Regions from separate parts of the Mus musculus genome. Here region 1 is linked to region 2. Evidence: chromatin contacts called from ENCODE POLR2A ChIA-PET data. All regions are on one chromosome and are shown on one strand. The core of a region is the stretch at or near the end of the contact, and the rest is flanking DNA. Distances in the headings are between cores, read along the strand shown. Region 1 holds the start of Btn1a1 (butyrophilin, subfamily 1, member A1). Region 2 holds the start of C230035I16Rik (RIKEN cDNA C230035I16 gene).

The links. ChIA-PET counts read pairs that join two places held with the same protein, here RNA polymerase II (POLR2A).
Region 1: POLR2A ChIA-PET joins it to region 2 with 15 read pairs in Patski. The contact joins the promoter of Btn1a1 here to the promoter of C230035I16Rik in region 2. POLR2A ChIA-PET finds 5 or more read pairs at or near these places in 3 of 5 experiments (Patski and embryonic stem cell).

Annotation. Positions count from the first base shown.
Region 1 is chr13:23,463,319-23,467,833 of GRCm38, forward strand. It overlaps Btn1a1 (butyrophilin, subfamily 1, member A1), which reads right to left and starts at 2,583. Exons shown (of 8, transcript NM_013483.3): 1 at 2,464-2,583; 2 at 1,784-1,905; 3 at 914-1,264. The coding sequence starts at 1,862. Gm52036 (a long non-coding RNA gene) reads left to right here and starts at 1,106. Exons shown (of 2, transcript XR_003950563.1): 1 at 1,106-1,278; 2 at 1,384-2,170. It overlaps n-TYgta8 (a tRNA gene), which reads left to right and starts at 3,758; the gene lies at 3,758-3,847. It overlaps n-TEttc5 (a tRNA gene), which reads left to right and starts at 217; the gene lies at 217-288.
Region 2 is chr13:23,429,734-23,434,322 of GRCm38, forward strand. It overlaps C230035I16Rik (RIKEN cDNA C230035I16 gene), which reads right to left and starts at 1,284. Exons shown (of 4, transcript NR_015492.1): 1 at 977-1,284; 2 at 496-619. n-TAagc13 (a tRNA gene) reads left to right here and starts at 1,679; the gene lies at 1,679-1,751. n-TYgta7 (a tRNA gene) reads right to left here and starts at 3,344; the gene lies at 3,257-3,344. It overlaps Gm40833 (a long non-coding RNA gene), which reads right to left. Exons shown (of 3, transcript XR_873170.2): 2 at 3,898-3,955; 3 at 3,563-3,797.

The DNA.
Region 1 (4,515 bases), core at 1,333-3,832, 35 kb after region 2:
ATAATTTATATATTATATAATTTTAGGATGCCTTTCCCTAAAAATGATATGAGCGTTATATTTGGTACATTAAATATGGCAAAACATGGCAATGTATTTTTGAGCTAGGGATACAGTTAAGTTGATAGATTCCTTTCCCAACATCTAAAGAGCAGGTGTGTCATCGTCCGGAATCCTTACATGGGAGGAGGAGGCAAGATAAGTATGCATAGCAGTTCCCACATGGTCTAGCGGTTAGGATTCCTGGTTTTCACCCAGGCGGCCCGGGTTCGACTCCCGGTGTGGGAAACTCATTGTTTTACGAATGATCCTAGTACTTGATAAAGGACTTCAAAGTGTTCTTAAAGCTGTAGAGTTTGAGACACTATGTCAGCTCCTTTCTTAACGGAGCAAGGAAAATACCTAAATAAATGAGAAAGGCAATATGTGTATTATACACAGTAGTCTAAGGTGTAGGAATTTCTTTATAAGCACATGATGTTTTATCATTAACAAAGCATTTTTCACTTATCTAGTTCCTTGTTGCAAATTCTTGCTGGATTTAGCTTTCTGGTTTCACAGTAGGAAAAACTGAGTGGGAGATTTGCTTGATTTGGATCACTAACAGGGAGGGAAATTAGAGCTCAATGTATTCTTTCCTTATGATCTCAGACAGGGAGAAGAAGACAACATGAGTAATATGAGTAAAACCATTTTGGAGGTGGATAAAGAACTTTAGCAACGGACCACACTCTGTTAGGGTGTCAATCCTTAGGCATTAAACCACGAAGCTGTTCAGAGCATCTAAGATGCTCACCACAACCTTACGTAAACGTGAAAATACGTTTGGATTTGGAGAATGAACACGATGATTCTCCCCAAAGTGAGAGTCTCCGCGCGGAGTGACGAGGCGACACATCCCGTCTGTACCCACCAGCCACTTTGAGGTATACGGCGGCCTCCTCGAAGTCGTCGTTGTCTTTGAAAAGGCACCGGTACTCCCCCTGGTCTGAGACCCTGACATCTCGGATCAGCAGAGTAGCGCGGCCGTCTAGAAGCCCGGCTGTCGCCAGCGTCGCCCTCCCGCGGTACTCCGTCATCTGCTGGCCCTCCTGCTCCTGGCCATCCCGGTATAGAAGTACCGCTGTCGACCTCGTCTGTCGAAACCACAGCAGCTCCATGTATTCTGAGCTCGCGTTTGGGGAAAAGCCACAGGTCAGCTCGGCATCTGAGCCCACTAGGGCCAACACTGGCTCCTGAGGTGCGGTCACATCGAAGGGAGCTGCTGTAATAAACAAGGTCAGATAGGACGATGGGTTGGGATGGAGGACCTACCGGCCAGTCTCCTTGTAAAGAAAGGAACTCGGGGTGGCTGCTATTTCTTTTCTTCTGTTTATTTTTCAGACTGGATCTCATAAATCCCAAGGTGGCCTCCAGCTCACTATGTAGCCTTGAGCTCCTTGCCCTCAATTCTCAAGTGCGATCATTACAGGGGTGCACCACCACCACACTTAGCGTTCCAATTCCTTTGATTTAAAGGAAAAACAACTAGGCGCTCCCTACGTAACCCTGGATGCTCTGGCTATCTCTATGTAGACCAGGCAGGTTTTGACCTCAGAAAAATCTGCCTGGGCCCACCTGGTGCTGCAATTGCAGGTGTGTATTACCTCCCGCAGTGGGTTTCCTTTGAACTCACTGGATTGTGGTGAAGGTCCCCCCACCAGGAGCCAAACCGGGTCAGAGGTATTTATTTATAGGGACCTTCCAACTTTGCGAGAAAGAGAAGGCTAGAACAGAAACTTACCCGAATCCAGCGTGGGCAGCTGTAGGACAGTGAGGGTGAGCAGACAGACCAGGAGGCAGGAGTTGGTGGGAACTGCCATCTCTGAGCTAACTGGGGCAATGAAGCCCGCCAAGAGCTTCAGGCTGGGAGAGAAACAGTCAGGAGGTAACTATGGGTTCCGCAAGCGCCCTGTTCTCCACCAGTTTCTTCCAACCTGGAGGGCTCTGTATTTCCCCTACAGGGTCATTTTCAGTCCATTTTACAACAGCGCCTGCCCCATACCCTTCCTCTGTACGTCTGGTCCTCCAGCCCTCGACTGCCTCCAGAATGGAGCCGCGAGGCACAGTTGTAGATAATGAAGAAATCTCCTCATTTACAATAACAATAAAACAATAAAGTAAAATCGAATCGAGTGGGATACTTTGTTATTCGTGTTTAGAAGTGATAATGAAGATAAAGCCACGGAGGTAGAAATGGAGAACATGAAATGAAACGAAGGAGGAGAGAAAGACAAGGTGTGTTTCTCAACTGTAAGCCCAGCAGCTCTCAGGAGGGTGATCTCTGGGAGTTACACCGTGAGGTACATACAGTCTTGACAAAGTCTGAGAGAGAGGGGAGAGGCAGAGCTGAAGAGCTTGAGGAACAGAAAGCCTAGTACAGAGAAGAGACAAAGAGAGCTGAGCTGAGAGTGAAGCACCTACCGATTTCGACAGACCCAGAGGAAAAGGGAGCCAGAGCCACAGTGATCAAGTGAAAAGGGCTGCTTGTCACCCCGGGGCCAAAGAGAGAGCTCTTCAGAAGGAAGAAGGCTGTGTGCTGTTAGAGAAGCCTGCCCACAGGTGGCCAAGTGTATTTATTCGGGGTGGGGGGAGGAGCAGCCTTTTAAACATGTGGACTACAGATTAGTGGTCAGGTAGTTTGGGTTCATCCTCCTCCCCTAAGAGAACGATATATGCATTAAAGAGCTGTACCGAATATAGGGAATGGGGACAAAAAGAAAGAAGACTTGAGCAACTGAAATGAGTCATGAGGCCATCAGCCTGTGAATTTAACTCTGTGGCTTCAGTTCTTTTAACCCAAGTTCATGGGGGGGGAGGGGGGGGCGCAGGCGGGGGTCATTGTAAGTTTAAGGCCAGTCTGGGCTTCATAGCAAGATCCAGACTTGCAAGAGCTACATATGGAGAACAAAACAAAAGAGAGTGGGGTGTTTGTTACTTTTAAGAAAAAGACTAATGTTACTAATACCTTGTTTGAATTATGCCAAGTTGGAAAAGTATTAGACACAAACAGTATTGGAAACAAAACAGGCAAGAGAATAGGAGCCCAGAAAGTAAATTACTTTGTCATTACATCTGTGAATAGCTAAAGAGTGAGTCCACAATGGCTGCAGCTCTCCCTCCCTGATCTTTTCCATGAGACACCTTCAGGAATGTGGGTGTGGGTGGCAGGAGTCCACTGGATGTCCACCTTCAAGGTATAACTGCACAAGGACCTGGCGCTTCACCCTGCCATCAGTCATGAGATCAGCAATTTCTTATTTGGTTTTGAATTTTCATTTATTACTGAAAAAATGCAAAGATAAAGAAAAAAAACAGTTTTATCAATGATTGTTTCTATGCTGTACATAAATATAAAATAAAATTTAAGAACAATATATATCAGTTCATAGTGATAAGTTCATAGTAAGTTTTCCTGCATAGTTCATAGCATAGCTAATACGCATATATTTGCGAAGATTATGAGATTTCTAGTTCTTTTTCTAGTATAAAGACTGCACTTCGGGGGGAGGGTATGGAGGACTTTTGGGATAGCATTGGAAATGTAAATGAGGAAATTACCTAATTAAAAAAAAAAAAAAAAAGAATGCACTTGGCATTTGGTAGAAGGTCCATCTAGCATTCATGAAGCCCTGAGTTAGATCCCAGCACTGCTTAAAATCAGGCATAGTGGCTCCTCTAAGCTACTTGTGACTTTGCTAGGCACTATACATGGTATCCTTCGATAGCTCAGTTGGTAGAGCGGAGGACTGTAGGAGTATTCGACCTGGAAATCCTTAGGTCGCTGGTTCGAATCCGGCTCGAAGGAGGTCTGTTTTTGTAACTCAGATAGATCGATCTACCATGTCTGTTTGTTTTACTAGCCTGTAGCAAACAGTAAGGGCAAGATAAACTTTTTTTTTTTAAACGCACAGTAAAACAGACATGCTAACACATGCTTCTATTCCTAGCATTCGGGAGGCAGAGGTAGGAAGAGTTTGAGGCCAGCCTGATCTACAGATCAAGTTCCTGGACAACTAGAGCAATGCAGTGAGAGCCTGCCTGGGAAAAAAAAAAAAAAAGGAAGAAACAAGAAAGAAAAGGAGGAAGAGGAGGAGGGAGGAAGAAGAAGAAAATAGAAAAAAGATATGCATTTTTATTTGTAGCTCTTTGTTTCTAACTATGATAACTACCCGATATGCTGTTTGATCCAGTTCCATGAATAAAGCCATTGACTCAAAGGGCATAAATATATATGTTATCAGTGACCTTCCCTACAATATTAAAAAGATCATAGCATCCTAAAGAGTGTCCTTCAGGCCTGCAAGCAACAAGAGGTATTATCTTACATGCTTATATGAAAATTAGTGAAATTTAGTATCATCATTATCACCTTTGTGGTGTAACAAGGCTGGGCATTTCTCTTGGATTAGCTGACCACTCGGTAAAATCTAGACTGGAGTCCTCCAGACCAGTCGCTGTCTATTTTGAGGTCTG
Region 2 (4,589 bases), core at 34-2,533:
AAGCAAAAGAGAAAAGCTAGTGTTGCGGGTGGTCTAAAGTCCCTGGAAAGACCTCGTATGGGCTTTTTGCACAGTTCAGAGACATGGGGTCAAATTTCGGGATGTGTGTTTCTTTTTCTTTTATTTCCTTTCCCTATTTGTTTATTCATTTATTTCTTCATATTTACAGGACTTGTTTTCTAGCTCTGACTAGCTGGTATTCATGAAGCTATCCAGGCAGGCCTCCAACTCACCCCCACCACCCACCCCCGCTGCTGAGATACACCACCCCACAGCTGGCTCTAGAATCACTGACTTAAATGTTTCACTTTCTCTCTTTTAGTTCTAATTATCTTGCTCCGATTTTATTGAGTTTTAAAGAAATAAACATTAAGCCCACAAGCAGAAGTCTTTTTGACGAACTTTCAAAAGAAGAGGCAATTGGACTTGTGCTTGTCTGCTCGAGACCTCACCACAGCCTTATCTGGAACCTGGAACGGGAACCTGGAACCACACCTGATACTGGCACTCCGTAAATCCAAAAGGAAAAGGACAAGTTTGCATTCTCCCTTTTTGCAAATTTTTTTTTAGGCCAAAATCATATATGTATCCACTTCTAATCGAAGGTAATGGAACGTTTCTGAAAGAAAGCAGAAGGATCATGACTCCGGGGTCATCTTCAACTACACAGTGAATTTCGGGCCATGGCTCTACCTCAACAAAATTACCAGTTTCTCGATATTTTCTTTGGAAAAATTAATTTTGAAACTCCTCGAAACAGTGCCTGCAGGGAAGAGAAATTAACCAGGACAGACCCTTTCACTTTTGGCCATGTGGCCTCCGGCAGTGATTTTAAAAAAAGAAGAAAAAAAGAAAGGAAGGAAGAGAAGAAAGGAAAGAGAAAGAAAGAGAAAGGAAAAAAAGGAAAAGAAAAAGAAAAAAAGAAAAAGAAAAAGAAAAAGAAAAAAGGAAGAAAACAGCCAGACAAAGGACTGACCTTGATGAGCGAGCCTTCTGGAGCCGTAGAGACCAAAGAATCGATTTCTGGATACTGTCGTAAAAGTTAGAGGACCTGAGGGATGTGAGGATTGGTGCAGACCAAGGAGTGAGTCAAAGTCGAGCCCAGGGAACTAGATTGCTTTTCTCGGCCGAATGTTTAATTCCCATCTGGCATCTGGATTCTGTGCACAAGGTCCCAGCACCGTTGTTTCCGTGCTCTCCGCGTCCTGGTCCATTTGTACGCACCCCTGTGCGATTCCCAGAACTGGCGGTACCGTCTTTCATTTATAGAGGGCGCAAGTAACCCCGGGACTGTTCCGTGACAACCAAGCCACAATCTCACTTTTTGCTATGTAAAACAAGATGGCCTCAAAGAGGGGGCAATTCTCCTGCCTTAGGACTTCTTTCTTCCCCTTCCCTGCAGTTCTGGGATTATAAAACACCAACCCTAACTCAGGAAACTCTTTCTTAAATACTCCATTTTACTTTCTCCACTTCAGTTTTTATCATCTTGTTCGGATTTTATTAGACATAAAAAAAATCATATCAACAAACACACTAACACCCCCTCCACCCCACCCCCACCCCCACCCCACTCCCACTCCCACAATTTCTGTTTGATGAGCTGAAAATAACAGCGAGCATTGAATTACATCCAGTTATCAAAAGGGAGTAAGGTAGCAGCCACTTACCATCAGAAGGGGAATTAGCTCAAATGGTAGAGCGCTCGCTTAGCATGCGAGAGGTAGCGGGATCGATGCCCGCATTCTCCAGTTTTGCATTTATGCCTGTTTCTTTTCCCATCATACCCTGCTAGAACAAGAACAACCAAATCCGTTACTTCTAACCTCTATAGTTAAATTTCAGAAGTTCTCTCAGCAACCCGGAAGGGCCTAGTTCCTACCACACACTGTTCTCCAGGAAATGGCTTGGAGCTCTGGAGTTGGTATTTCCTGTTTTCCTATCAAGTTCTCACAGCTTTCCCTTTGTTAACGCGCAAACGCGTTCCCTTTGTTGAGACAGGGAAGCGTATATAGCGGTGTTTGGATCTAGGTCGTTTGCTTTTTTTGTTTCAGTTCAGTTACCGGCACTGGAATATCCCGGAATACAGCCCAAGATATGGAAAGAAATGTAGGACCAGCTCTTGTGGGTTGGAACTTACTGTGCCTTGCAGAAACGCCTAGTCCAGGACTATCTAATATATTTTATATCCGAGGCCCAAACGTTATCTTTAAAGAAAAAAATTGAACTATTTTCTATCTTTCTGAAAATTATTTGCTTAGAGAAAAGTTCTGACACATGGGATGGAAGGTACAAGAAATTGCAAGCACAAAAACCCTTGTACAACTTTCGATATGTTGAACTGAAATCTTTGTCAATTACTTTGTCTTACTTAATATTAATCTCTCATTGACACGATTCTACAGGTAACTGATTTTGAGAGCAGGAGTAACGCAGTTTAAAAGGATTAGCACAAAATTAGCAAATATGCGCTACTGATAGGTGAGATTTTCTTTCTTTTTTTTTCTTTTCTTTTTTTATTTTTCGAGACAGGGTTTCTCTGTATTTTCTTTGAACTAAATCTCCTCTTGCATTTCTCCCCTAAAACTGCCATTCCGTTTCCAGCAATGCCATTTGTTTTGTTTTGTTTTGTTTTGTTTTGTTTGTTTTTTAAGAGAAACGCTCTAGCAGCGTTTTAAAGCCCTTGCAGCACATTAAAATCGCCTGTATAACTTTTTAAATTCGCATCCCCTAGGTTGTAAAATGTCTCCAGGTCATTCTGATTTACACCAATTTCCCCCCAGACTCTTGAAACAAAACCATCGTAACATAGTTAAACCAAAAGCTTGAAGGAACAGGATTTTCCTCCTGCCGTGAGGTGATAGGAAGATGCCTACTGAGAAACTTGAGCCTGAGGTCCAGCTGCTGAGAACGCTCTGACTACTGGAGGGCGCGCGTGCCCCACCGATTAACCACAGGACCTGTATTCACTCTCGGCCACTGGGCGGGTTCAGGAGCACACCCGGCCCCAAACCTCGTGTCTACAGGTCGTCGCCGGCCCCTTTATTCCAGGGCACAAGGATCTCCAGGGGTGGGGTTATGTGATCTATGACGTCAAAGCCTGCTTGGAAGTATTAAAAACTATTACAGAGAACAAATTATAAAATCTACAGTCACTACTTTGCACATCGAGAGTAGTATTGAGGTCAGTCAAATACGAAAAGTCCCGCTCAATTCTTTCGGAAACGAGCTCCCAGACGCTAAAAAAAACAAGGGTTCCTTCGAGCCGGATTCGAACCAGCGACCTAAGGATTTCTAGAACAATGACCTACAGTCCTCCGCTCTACCAACTGAGCTATCGAAGGATCCACGTGTACTTGCTTCCCTACTTGGGATGCCATCTCTGCGTGATGGTTAGAGTTGTATCAATCATTGTGCAAGTAACAGCTGCCTCTTACTTTTTAGTTTGCATTTATTCATTCTCTTATTTTATTTCAGTATCTCTTCAGAGCCAAATTTCTGTGACTTGGCCCCTGAAGAAAACGGAAGTTTGAAAACCAAGGAAACAGAAGCAAAATTATTAAGGGCTTTGAGAGGACCAACTTTTATTGCGAATTTAAACAGCTCGTTTGCCCCTGTTTGTCAGCAAGATTTGAGACATGTTAGTCTGTAGTTGCAGCAAAATTCTATGGTTGGTCCGGATGTGGTTGAATACACTTTTAATCCCAAAGCCAGGGAGTCGGGAGCAGTGAGATCTTAGTGAACTCCAGCCACAGCCTGTTCCACATAGTGAGTTTAGGGCCAGCCAAAGTAAAAGCCTGTGTAAACAAACAAACAAACAAACAAACAAGCAAAGGTGAGAAAGGATAGAATAAGATAAAGATGAATAAAAATAAGACTATGGGAGGAGAAACATACCAAAACGTCCTTTAACTGACATTGGTCTTTGTCGATTAACAAGGAGACCACATTAGCTCTTAATTAAAAAAAAAAAAAAAAAAAGACTGTCAAGATGAAATTAATATAGTTTTAAATTATCAGTCTCCATGCTGGGTTCAAGTAGGATTCAAATGCAAATTAATTTGATGGTATTAGAATTCCTTTCGGCTTCCCTGAGTTCATGAGGAACTCCAAATGACTCTTACTCTTCCTTACTCACGACAGACACATCGGACATCAGAAATCTGTCTTATTATTCTTCAGAGCCTACTAAAGATCGTTGTGTTGCTGTACATTGGAGTCACACACATAGGCAAACAATCCCCCACCAGTGGACTAGCAGTGTCCACTCCCCTGTAGTACAATGAAAGAGTTCTCTGCTATTGTTCAGTGTTTGTGGGATTTTGTTGTTCTGTTTGTTTCCCTGAGCAAGAATAAAAAGCAGACTATTAATCACTTAGTTGAGGACTAACCTCTTCATGTCTTCAAGAAATATCGGAGTAAATTGAATATAACATTCTCTTTCCCAACCCCAGCTGACTGAATGGGTTATCTTATTTTAGCTTATTACAGATGTATTTAATATTGTCCATTTTGTTCAAATGTACTTTCACAGGCTCAATTCCATGATTGTTAATCTAAAAGGAGAACTTGCAAAAATAATAAATACA